Regions from separate parts of the Homo sapiens genome. Here region 1 is linked to region 2. A link is a contact called in ENCODE Hi-C or POLR2A ChIA-PET data. All regions are on one chromosome and are shown on one strand. Each heading gives the region's core, a stretch centred on a gene start or an enhancer-like site at or near the end of the contact. The rest is flanking DNA. Distances are from core to core; before and after follow the strand shown. Region 1 has its middle 30 kb from the start of PRDM1. Region 2 overlaps ATG5 (autophagy related 5).

What was found. Hi-C counts contacts between places; a loop is a spot of excess contacts on that map. ChIA-PET counts read pairs that join two places held with the same protein, here RNA polymerase II (POLR2A). Pooled maps may share reads with other maps.
Region 1: a loop to region 2 is called in a map of posterior vena cava, with 4 times the contacts of the local background. The contact joins two enhancer-like sites. A Hi-C loop is called at or near these places in 3 of 168 maps with a recorded cell type or tissue (GM11168, mammary epithelial cell and posterior vena cava), 2 of 37 single-sample maps with no recorded cell type and 3 of 50 pooled maps. POLR2A ChIA-PET finds 5 or more read pairs at or near these places in 2 of 52 experiments (MCF 10A and activated T-cell).

Annotation. Positions count from the first base shown.
Region 1 is chr6:106,113,192-106,119,482 of GRCh38, forward strand. No RefSeq gene overlaps it. Among named protein-coding and RNA genes, the nearest start is that of PRDM1, 30 kb to the left of the region's middle. Within about 2 kb of position 4,445, at least 4 of the 41 ENCODE cell types and tissues checked have a DNase peak (open chromatin) inside an H3K27ac peak, as active enhancers do.
Region 2 is chr6:106,308,652-106,315,182 of GRCh38, forward strand. All of the region lies in intron 2 of ATG5 (autophagy related 5), which reads right to left. Among named protein-coding and RNA genes, the nearest start is that of ATG5, 14 kb to the right of the region's middle. Within about 2 kb of position 1,525, at least 4 of the 41 ENCODE cell types and tissues checked have a DNase peak (open chromatin) inside an H3K27ac peak, as active enhancers do.

The DNA.
Region 1 (6,291 bases), core at 3,195-5,694, 190 kb before region 2:
CTGTAAAATATTTTAAGAGATATTCAATGTTTGAATTCCCAGGGCTTCTGGAAGGGTCTGAAATTGAAAATGAGGCATGGTGCCACTGTCACCTGCATTACATGTGGCACTCTGTAAAGCAACCTCCAGGCTAGCAGCCTTTCAGCGCAGTTATCACTTAAGAAGAGAAGGGACCATCTCTGTGTTCTCTCCACTCATCAGCACTATTTCCCTTGAGTACTGTTTCCTATCCACAGGCAAAGGAAATGAGACACACCGCAGTCCCCTTCCACATAACCCTATCTTGCCTCTCCAGTTTTTAGTACAAGCGACCTGACAGTGATTTGCTGTGAGATCAACCAACTGTGGATCATTAATGGGGTCACTTACTCTTTCTTCCATGGCTCTCAGGGCCAGAGTTTAAAAATACACCCAAGATGGGAACTGAGTTGATGAGCTCCTACCATCACGGAAAAAGCGGCATATCAGGAGTTTAGGGAGCTTGGTTCTAGTCCTGATTCAGCCCCTGGTTAAGCGTGTGCTCCCAAGAAAGTCCGGGAACCTCGCTGGGCCACAGTTTCCTGGTCCTTAAAAGGAAGGAGTCATTTCCTGGGTTGTCTTCCTGTTCTTTGGAAGATGTTCTTACATCTCCTAACATGCTCAGATTCCACTGTTTTCTCTTATTTCCTTTTGATTTGTTTTCCTTGGAACTCCGGTTGTTGCTATAGGCAGATATTTGTAATTTAGAGAGCAGATGTCGGAGAAAATGAAAATGAGGGGCAAGTCTGTATGGAAACAACTATTGTGGCTTCTTTTGGCAAAAGTGAGTGGGCTTGCAAAGGTCCTGCTAATTTGTAAGAACCATGAACTTTCCCCAGGAATTAATATGCTCATCTGAAAGGAATCAAGATTCTTTTAATGGACATAATGGCTTATGCTTAAATCAAACTTCTGCTTAAGTACCATGAATTCTAGGATGTTTAGTGGGTTTTTGTTTTTTTTCTTCGTCTTCTTTCTCTTTTCTTTTTTTTTTTTTTTTAAAGCAAAGGCCTACATGTAAGATGACTGAGAAAGATTTAAGCCCCTTGCCACAAAAAGGAAAGGGGGACAAAAATATGGGCAGCTAAAGAAAAGAATGAGAACCCAGTCAAGAGACCCTAAGAAGACGTTGAAAGGAAACGTTTCAGTTAGAAAGTAATCAAGGCCCTGATACTGTTTTAACGGCTCAAAGTTTAAAAAAGGGAATAAAGAAAAATTAAACTGAGAGAGGGAGGAGAGAGGGAAAGGTTAAGCCAAGACAGAAACTGTGAGCAGATAGATGTGAAAGGGGCTGAAAGTAAGTGAAAAGTGAAAAATTGCTTTATGAATAAACCGTTGAAAAATAGTGAGTGAAAAAGCAATTGTGCTTCCAGTTATTACTGAATCACAAGCTCGTGGAAGACAGAGGCTGACCCCAGCAGCAACTCCACACTAACCTACATCGCAGCAGTTGGTACACTGCAGTTCCTGTGGGCGGACACCGTTTTCTACTTGAGTGTTCAGTTTCATTGTGATTACCCTCCATCACCGTCGCATGTGGGCCATTTTACCGCCTTGAACACAAAAAACCTGACTTGGTCATCTCTCTAGCCTGCTGACACTCCAAAGCAGGTGATATCCTCCAGAGGACACACAGAGACCAAGGGGTAAGGGCGAGGGGAAGGCAAGCAAACCTGAGAGAAGGAGAAGCCTCTGCCTGCCCCTGCTTTTTCCTGAAAATGACAGTGTGATTTCACACTCAGTGCCCCTGGTCATTCCTGGAGGTGCGTTCCCACAGGGACATGGTATGGCCCGTTGGACAAGTCTCTTCCGTGCTGAGAGCCAACAGATTGCCCTTCTTAGGAACACATCCGGGCTCAGGCTTAGCAAATGAGACGCCAACCATAGCAAGCTTCCCTCCACCCCTTGGCATACTTGGGGAAGCACGGGGAGCCCTAGGAAGTGGACCAGTTCCACCAGTGTGACCGACTTCCTCCTCCTTCAGGAAGAGGCTGAATAGTGGAAGTGCCGGACACCTGCCGTAAGAGAAGTCAATCCTCATGAAGAATGGCTGGTACCAAATGGCACACGCTGTTTCCAAAGCTGCAGGCTTGCTGTCCTTCTCATTGCAAGTGCAAAACCCACTTTTATATTAGAACTGCCCCCAAGCAGCTAGCTTTTGGTTATATGCTTCAACGGAAAAGAGGCGGGAAATGGGTGGCCACAGATTCCCAGTAATTTGTGTGGGAGTGCTTCCTGGGCACTTTATTGGTAAGCATTCACCCTCCCTGAGCACACCCTCTTCTCGGTGACAGATGCAGGCAGGCAGGTGGTCCTCCAGGGTTCTAAGGTTGGGGAAGCCAGGCCAAGGGAACATTTGACCCCGATGACCCAGAAAGCAGTTAACTCATGCACACAGCTGGATGCATAATCAAAGAACGAGGTCCAATTTTGATAAATCTGTTTCATTTTTAATAACCAGGGTAAGACTATAGTTCTGTACATCTGGCCAAGGCGGCTGAGGTTTTCCTCAAAGGGCCATGCAGATCTTGGTATCTTTTTTTTTTTTTTTTTTGAGATGGAATCTCACTCTGTCACCAGGCTGGAATGCAGTGGCACGATATCGGCTCACTGCAAACCCCGCCTCCTGGGTTCAAGCAATTCTCCTGCCTCAGCCTCTCGAGTGGCTGGGACTACAGGCGCCCACTACCACCTCCAGCTAATTTTTGTATTTTTAGTAGAGACGGGGTTTCACCATGTTGGCCAGGATGGTCTCGACCTCTTGATCTAGTGATCCGCCTACCTCGGCCTCCCAAAGTGCTGGGATTACAGGCCTGAGCCACTGTGCCCGGCCGGATCTTGGTATCTTTTCTTGCTGTTGCTACAAGAGGTCCCTGGCCTTGTGCTGATGGGAAGGTTTAAGGCAACGTGCTTTCCTCCTTGAGTTTGTTCATAAAAGAGGTAGAAAAGATTGGTCTTTGAGTATCTCCATCCCAGAAATAAGAAAATTCAGGTATGGAAAGTCAAGGAATATGCCCAAGCCACCTAACAAGTTCATGCTGGAACTGGAAACTACATCCCGGCTTCCTGACTCTGGCAGATTAGACAATGCTCCTATTGCTGAGCTGGGCAGGGGCCAAGTGAGCCACTGGCATTGTTTGTGTGTAGGGCAAGCTTGCCAAAGCAGCAGAGTCTTACAGCATTAAATGACTGTCTTCTGCCTTGTCAGGAGCTTGACTCTTAACTAGTTCTGCAGACATTTCAGTAAGGAAGGAGGCGATAAGGAGTCTTGGAGAATCATGGCTTACTATGGCCTACCATTACTCTGAATCCATCTCACTTCTAACTCCACAGAACCGTTCCTGTCTCTAAAGCTGAGCTCATTCCAGATACCCACTTTACTAAAAGGTTTCCATCTCTCTGGGGGTGGCCAGTTCCCCTGTGAAGTGCCAGAGTAAGGTGACATTTCCGGTGCTTTAGCAGAAAGGTGGGTGTCAGGCGTCAGCAGTTCTCCAGCAGCCTCAGGCCAACAGTGTTCCAAAGAGGAAACTGAGGCACAGAACTAACCCTATCCCATCAGAGTGTGCCTCAGAGTCCTGGTAACTGCACCTAGAGAGCACCGTGATCCTCAGGTAGGGGGGCATTGAGCAGTTGCAAAAATTCACATGCTATTTTGGATAAACCGGCTTTAAAGTTCATTCCACTTTAAAGACATGGAGGGTTGTGTTTTCTGCAAAGGAAAGGAAATGTATAAATGGACATATTTTCTACTTCAAGTGCACACAAAAAAACCTGTGTTGCTTCTGAGCTTAAGGAGGTATGTTCTTTGTTTTAAATATTGCCCATGCATAGTTAACCAATGTACCTGGAGGCAGAGATGAAAGCTGAAAAAGAACAGTCAGGTCTACCTTTGTGTTCCAAGGCAATGTAATCCCACAAGGCACAATTCCTCTAAGAATTATCTGAAAATTTTCAATATGCCCACCTGTTAAACAGCTTTTGCAACCAACAGAAACTCTGGAAGATTTATAGTCTGATTGCTTCAAATTGGTCATTTTTGTCTCCTCTAGTTTTGACCTACACGTGGATTCCAGACTGAAAATTACATTATCCAAAGCAAACCATTCAGCCCATCTTAGATAGATTACAGCTGTTTCAACCCTTCCTCCAAATGGAGGGTAATAACATAATATATTATAGCTCATCTATAGCCTGAAGAATTATGTGCTCTTAAAAGGATTGGCTGAAAAGAAAGAAAAGGAAGGAAGACAGGAATCTTCTAAAACTAACTATATAACTTAGAAATGAGAGAAGCGTCCCTTAAATTCAGATCTGAATCTTGTTCACATCGGAGACGTGAGCATTTCAAGGTGATGGGCTGGAAATGAACTTTGCTAGTAGGGACTTTCAACCCCTTCTCTCTGTGAGTTCTGCTGAGGGCCACTGGGCACGTGGCGGGCTTCTCCTAAAGAGAGTCATGTACGTCTGCAAGATTAAAAAAAAAAAAAGGCAGGGTAAAGTCTGTAGCTGAAGGTTGACAGACTTCCTTCCGCACTTGGGTTTTTCTCCCTTCTAAGGGCCGTTTGAAAGTTCTTCTTGTGCTTCTAACTTAGCAGAAACCACATCATGTCTTTTGTCATCATCTTTGCTCACCACTGGAGACCCTGGTGGTTAGAGAGGGAAAGTCCCTTTGGATGGTGCCTATGGGGGTAGAAGGTGTTGGGAGCCAGCAGGGGGTCCGGGTGGAGAGGGAAGAAGAGAGGAGAGGTCATCAAGCTTGCCTTTCTGGCCCAGGCAATATACCCACCCCGGCTAGACTTTCCAATCCTCAGAGTGGCAAAGTATATCTTTTTGGTTATTCACTATGTCCCTGGTTATGTTGGGTTGCTGAGGGAATAGCTAGGGGTCTCCAATCTTTTGGCTACCCTGGGCCACAAGGGAAGGAGGAGAATTGTCCTGGGCCACACATAAAATACACCAACACTAACGACAGCTGACGCGCTTAAAAAATAGTCGCAAAAAAATCTCATAAAGTTGGCTGGGCGTGGTGGCTCATGCCTATAATCCCAGCACTTTGGGGGGCCAAGGTGGGTGGATCATGATGTCAGGAGTTCAAGACCAGCCTGGCCAAGATGGTGAAACCCCATCTCTACTAAAAAATACAAAAATTAGCCGGGCGCAGTGGCAGGCGCCTGTAATCGCAGCTACTTGGGAGGCTGAGGCAGAACAATCGCTTGAACCCGGGTGGCAGAGTCTGCAGTGAGCCGAGATCACACCACTGCACACTAGCCTGGGCAACAGAGCAAGACTCTGTCTCAAAAAAAAAAAATCATAATGTTTTAAGAAAGTTTACGAATTTGTGTTGGGCACCTTCAAAGCCATCCTGGGCTGCATGTGGCCTGCGGGTCACAAGTTGGACAAGCTTGGAACAGATCATTAAACAAAAGAAAACAATTTACTTCAAGAGCTCCGAGTTTCTGGAAAGCCCAAAGAGTGGCCACAGTGACCTCTGTGTGGCCTGAGAATAGCTTTTACCTGCCTTCCTGGCACAGAAATTACCTGGAGGTGGATTGGAAGCAGAAGTAGGGAATAGGAACACAGCTATATATTCGGTTTGAGCTCTTTTAGAGTAGATGCTATAGAGACATTCTATTCTCTTTTTTATTGTGATAAAAGATAGAACCTACATTTACCATCGGAATCACTGTGCAGATAGTGTATGGTAGTATTAGCTATAGGCACATTGTGCAACAGATCTCTAGAGCTTTTTCATCTTGCAAAACTGAAACTGTATACCCATGGAACAACAGCTCCCTGCTCCCCTCCCCCTCAGCTCCTGGGTAGTGACATTTCTTGATCGTGCTGTTAACCATGAGTACTTTTCTTCGGTTAAGTCTACAAACTTGATTTCCATACCAAGACCTGTTTTGAGTTCACACACCAGCTGACCTGCTTCAGGAGCAGTTCAGATTCACTCTGCCATGAATATTCATCACTCACTATGGGTCATGATCACAAATGCATGTCCTCAGCACTCTGGCTGGGCTTCAGCAATTTATGGAGTTGTTATTTGCACCACCAAACCAGTCAGGAATGAAAATAACAATCAACTCCTTAAATGTTTACAAGCCTCCTGGGCTATTGCACATGTAATTTAGAGCTGCCATCTTGTCTCCTTCTTTCTGTCAGTGGAATGGAATGTCCCCTCCAGTAACTTGTTGGCTTTAGGAACATGGGGAATAGAAGGCTCCTCAACCTGAATTGTCTAGTCAAGGCTTGGCTGAAGTCCTCTTT
Region 2 (6,531 bases), core at 275-2,774:
AGGTTAAGATGTTTTAATATTTCTTATGGGGCCATTACTTTAAGCACAGCTTACCACATAAATGCCCAGAATGATCAACACAAATCTATCTACAATCTTCCTATAACACTAAATAAAAATGTAATTAGATGTCATACTATTTAGGATACTTATTGGTTCTATAAAATTTAACTTAAAAATTAAAATGATTCATCTGAGTCAATTAAACTGTTCTAAGAAGATAATCAACTCAAGTTCTAAAGTATACTTTGACTTATCAATCAAATCTTCTCAACCAGTCCATCATGTTTTGAAGGCTGAGAGAGAATGCTGAGCTAGGTAAAGCCTCAAAAAAAAACAGTATGAAGAACCTGGTCAGTGTTTTTTCCCCAGAAAAGGTACCCAAAAATAAAACAGGAGTGTTTTGGAAAATCAATTATGATTTATATAAAGAACCGACAAGTAGATAAAAGAAGGAGCTTGGCAAAAATTTATGGTTTTCCTCCTTTGCAGTAGACACTCTAGCCATTTCTTGCTTTCCTAAGTGTCTGATTTCTTTTGCTGATAAAACTGCTTTGTTATTCTTTTGGCTGCTTTTATAACCGCATCATCTTTCATGCTTTTTATTCAAGGTGATATCTTTTGACTAATAAATCAAGTAGAACTACTAAGCTGACAAATATATACAGAAAGAGATATTCTGGTTGAAGGAATTTATATTTAATCATGGGAGTCCAAGATAATAGGTACCAACCAACTAGGTAGGAGAACGTGACATTGATCCTAGGGGCTACAGAATACAGGGGTATGGGAGGGAGATAGTTGGCATGCTCCAGTATGGAATACAAGGAACTAAATACTATGAACAAGCTGCTGAATAGTATTATGCATTCAACAGAATATAAGTTATTCTTTTATAAAGAAATAACTGTGATTAGTGAAGAAAGAAAAAGGAATTCTTACTATTTAATATAAGAAAAAGCAGTTTTTCCCCCACAGGAAGTATTATCGCCCCTGTTTTAAATAACTTGCCAATATCATGCTATTCTTAAATAAATGGCAGAGAAAAGATTCAGTGTAGTCTTTCAGAAATGACAAATACAGATGTGACATTAAAGTCTCTTTAAAAAAGCAAAACAGCGTCGCAAACTAGCTGTTTTCAAAAATATGTAAGTATAATCTATTAGTCTAATAAGGTCTCTTTTAGCAAACCTTGAACTTTAATTTAAAAATGATTAATGGGCATTACATAGTAATCTATTCTGTAGAAAACAATATTAACTTATGGAGACAGTAGGAGGGAAGAAACACCACAGCTAATGGGTATGGATATATCAGCTCCTGATTTTGGAGAGTGTTGTATTACATGCCTTGGCTTCACTCAAAATTGCTAAAGAACTCACAAATGATTTTTATGAAATAAAATATTTTTTACAATAAGGAAAAAAGAACATTAGACTATAACCTCAATTAAGACAGGAATTTTTGTCTGTTTTGTTCAATGCTACATTTCCACTGCCCAAAATAGTGCCTGCTTTAAAGGAGGCACACAATAAATATTTGCTGAATGAGTCAGAGATGCCAATGGTTAAGTGAGGCAGAGCCAACAACTGTAATTTTAAAAGAATACTCATTTTTAAGGCAGAATCCACACTGAAATGTAGCTGCAATTTTCTGTTCCGTTTGGCCTGTGGGAGTAATCTTTAACTAATATATCCATAGAAACACTAAGAAATCACTCTAAGATTTAAGAATGACTATTCTATAGTACATATAGATACAATTTACCTAGGAAATATTTAAACAAATAAAAATGAAAACAACAATGAAAAGACATCATCTTCTTGTCTTTTACCTGCAGACTATATATACTACTCATTGTTTTTCTTAGGTGTATTTCATTGGTTTAAGTTCTTTTTTTTTCAATGTGGTAAAATATACCTAGTATAAAATTTACCATTTAAACCATTTTTAAGTGTACAGTTTAGTAATACTAAATACATTCACTATCCATCTCCAGAACTTTTTCATCATGCTAAATGGAAACTGTACGTATTAAACAGTAGCTCCCCATTCCCTGCTTCCCCAGCTCCCAGTAACCACCATTTTACTTTCTATCTCTATGAATTTGACTACTCTAGGTACCTTATTTAAGTGGAACCATATAATATTTGTCCTTTAGTGCCTGGTTTATTTCACTTAACATATGTCTTCAATGTTCTTTTAGTTCTTTTACTTTGAATAAGATTAACCACATTTGGAAATACTGTCAGCTACAATGGAAACTATCATTCTCTTATTCCTCATTTAGCCCTAGTATAAAGTATTCCATGACTCTGATACAAGTGATTCATTTTTATCTATACAGCTTAAAAGAATACATATTTTATGCAATTATATGGAATACTTATGTTTCCAAAAAAGTTGCCCATAATTTTAATTCTTTATGCCAAGTCCAATTCTGTCCAACAATTTTCAATTTTAAAATTAGAGACCTTTCTAGGACAAAAATAGAAGTAAAACATACTAGAATTCTGTTCCACTCCAATGTGTAAAGCATCATACTAGGCAATGAGGATACAACATTGAAAGAGACAGAAGAGTCCTTCCCCTTATACAGCATACAGGTTAGACAGCAAAAAAGATACAAAAAAACAAAATTACAAATGTGATTAATGCAGGGAGGAAGTAAAGAATGTTATAAGAGCAAGTAGCAAAGGAATTTAACCTGATCTTGAGTTTCACGGGAGGCCTTGACACGAAGTGTATCTTAAGGCAAAGAGTCAAAAGACAAATAGGAGTGAAATGAACATGGGTGAGTGTGGAAGTCTGGGTGTGTGTAGGTATGGGAGATACCTCTGCCTTTTCCAAACAGGGGACACTGCAAGACAAAAGGCATGGAATGAATACAAAGAAACAAAGATGGGCACATTTGAGTGAAGTCTAAGATGCTGAATATGATAGGAAGGTACAGAGTTAAGACAGAATAGTGCTGAGGAAGCCAGGAGCCAGATTATCGAGAACCTTGTAAACTAAATGAAAGATCCTAAAAATGATGAAAAGCCACAAAGGTTTTAAGCAAGCAAGTGACAAGATCAGACATGTGATTTGAAAAGATCACTCCAACTGCAGACTAGAAAATGGAAAGAAGGGAAAACTAAAAGCAGGAAACTGGTTACTACTGTGCAATTTGATCTCCTTCTTTTTTTTTTTTTTTGAGATGGAGTTTCACTCTTCTCACCCAGGCTGGAGTACAAAGGCAAGATCTCGGCTCACTGCAACGTCTACCTCCCAGGTTCAAGTGATTCTCCTGCCTCAGTCTCCCAGGTAGCTGGGATTACAGGTGTCCACCACCACACCGGGCTAATTTTTTGTATTTTTAGTAGAGATGGGTTTCACCATGTTGGCCAGGCTGGTCTCAAACTCCTGACCTCAGGTGATCCACCCACCTTGGCCTCCCAAAGTGCTGGGATTACAGGCGTGAGCCACTGTGCCTGGCCTGATCAGTTTTTAAGCAGTAGTCTGGTCTAGGCTGTAGCAGTGGGGGATGAAAGGGATCAGATAAGTCTGAGAGACACTGAGGTCTCTGGAGTAAGTTACCGACTATCTGGGATAAGAGAGAAGGAAGGAAGCACCAAACGATGAGTCCCAGGTTTCAAGTAAGAGTAGTTCTTCTTGCCAAAACAGGAAGGGAATAAAATAATGCAGAGGACCAGATTTTTTTGGGGGGAAAGCTGATGAGTCCAGTTTCTAACATACATAGTTTGAGCTCCTATAAGACATCTAAGTGAGGATCTCCAGCAGACAAATATATAGGTTTGGAGCTCTGGAGAAAAATATTGGGAATTGTCAAGATATAAATGCTTGACAAAGACATAAAAATGGACAAGAACTCCAGGGGGTAAAAAGTGAAGTGAAAAAAAAGAAAGCAGAGCCCTAAGAAATACCAATATTAAGGAATAAACAAAGGAGAAAGATCTGGCAAAAAAGACTACACACACACACACACACACACACACACACACACACATAAAAACCAGACAGGCAAAAGCAAAACCAAGGATACTGAGCACTGCAGGGCTAACAGGACAATGCCACAAGATGGGAGAAGCAACCAACAACATCAAACACTGCTGAGATAAAGCAAATGAAAATTAACAAACAGACTCTGAGCTTGGCTAAAAAAATACCATTAGTGACTTTGGCAAGAACAGTTTTCTTGGAATAGTATGAAAATGTGATTACAGAAAACTAACTGGTAGGAGGTGGAAGGCAGAGAATGACTATAAGCAACCTTTTTAAGAAGTCTAGCCATGGAGGAAAAGCCAAAGTTGAGAGATGGGGTCAACAGAAGGTTGTTGTTTCAGGATAGGAAGGATTTATGACAACACTAAAAACTGTGAAGGAGCCAGCAGATAAGAAGTTGAAAGTAAAATAAACAGAGAAGGCAGAGGTGGAGGTGGGAGAAGATCAGATACCACCAGCTTCCTGAGAAGGCAGAAGATAGAGGGCTGGGCCTTGCCTAGAAGGAAGAATACTTCTTCCATTATAACAGGAGGGAAAGAGAAGTAAATGTGTGGGATGCAGATAGGTTTTGCAGATTTGGTGACAGAAAGTTAAGGGAGGTCCTATCACACCTATCATATCATTTCTCTTTTCTTCATGAAAGAGGAAGTGAGGTCACCTGTTCAGAGTGAAGGAAGAGGTCAGGGCTCAGAGACATAGTCATAGTGGAATAGGGCAGACACCTGACTAAGGATACATAAACGGATCGCTGCCTAATGTTAAGGGTCCATGACATTGATGACCATGGGTCCAATCATGATTTCCTCTAGAAACAAGTCACAAAATAGCAATCCAAATGAGTATATGTGTTTTTATACTGGATAATCTAAATGAAAAGCAACAGTTTAAATGAACATAAACGAAAAAATACAAATTGAAAAGTTATCTAGTTTCTACAAATTTCCTTACCAATATTCTCTGAAAAATAAAACATAATGCTCAGTGATAAACATATAGGATATAGGCGGAAAGATTATGCACAGAGGCAACAAATCAAAATGCAGAAAAGAGGAATATATGTACTATTAATATTAAAAATATGTTCAAGCTTAATTGACAGCAAGGGACATATTATCTGAACTACAGCTATATTGGCACTAAAATCCTCATCTGTAATTCTAAGACTAGCCATCACTGATGTTTTATATATTTTCTTCCTTGTACGTATTAACTTACACTTAAGCATGTACATATTTAAATAGCAAAATTTGGATTGTGCCATATGGTTTTAAATTCCAGTTTTTTGTTTTATGTTTATTATATGCCAGTCACCCAACAGTCTTCAAAAACACAAATCATGACTGTATAAGAGGTTTCTCTGGGTGAAGAATTAGGAAGAATTCAAGAAAAAACCAATTACCTATAAGACAAGACAATCCTCTTTCTCCTACAGTTACTGTAAACACTCTTGCCATTTTCAATTTGATTAGAAACACTAGAAAACAACTTACGCTCTAGTGCTCACAAGTCTTTTCCAATTTAAACAGGTCTATAAAGAAAAAATACTGTATTCTTTACATGAAATTTCTCTAACTTTAGGAAGTATGTCAAACATTAGAGTTTGATTTAAAAGTAAACAGGCTGGGTGGAGTAGCTCATGCCTGTAATCCGGGCATTTTGGAAGGCCGAGGCGGGCAGATCACTTAAGGTCAGGAGTTTGAGACCAGCCTGGCCAACATAGCGAAACCCTGTCTCTACTAAAAATCTAAAAATTAACCGAGCATGATGGCACATGCCTATAATCCTAGTTACTTGGGAAGCTGAGGCATGAGAATCATTTGAACCCAGGAGAGGGAGGTTGCAGTGAGCCGAGATGGCACTACTGCCCCCTCCAGCCTGGGCAACAGGGTGAGACTGTCTCAAAATAAATAATAAATAAATAAATAAATAAAAGTAAACAGACTTAAATTATTTTTCAGTTGTTGTCAATTTGGCCAAATATACTCTTATACTCTCACATACTCTTATATACTATTACAAAGCCAATGAAGGTTAAAAGTTGTAATTAAAACAGCAAAAACTTGTTTGGAAAAAAAAAATGGTATCCTAACCTATATTACAGAACAAGAACAGAAAAAATACCTCTAACAAATGAAATTCTTCTAAAAATAAAACTATGACCATACTTGGTTTTTAACTGTGGATGTTTTTCTAGACAGAAAACGGTTGATATTTCCAAAGTTAAGATTACTCACGTGTATATAAGCTTGAGTACCAGTAACAAGATTGCCGAACTTCTCTAAAACTATCATTTCTAGTAAGAAAACCCATAAAGATGATTTCAAACAAAATCCCAACATGAGCCTGGGGAAACATTCATGCACCGAGTAGTACCACTTGAGGAGCCTGTGCCAGATGCTGAGGATGCACAGAGGAAAACAAAAACAAAAAAACAGTCCTATACCCAAAAAGTGAGCGAATGGGCTCCTTAATAAGTAGCTTCCTCCAGTAATCTGACTTTCCGTAGCTGGAGCAGGCTGAGGAGCA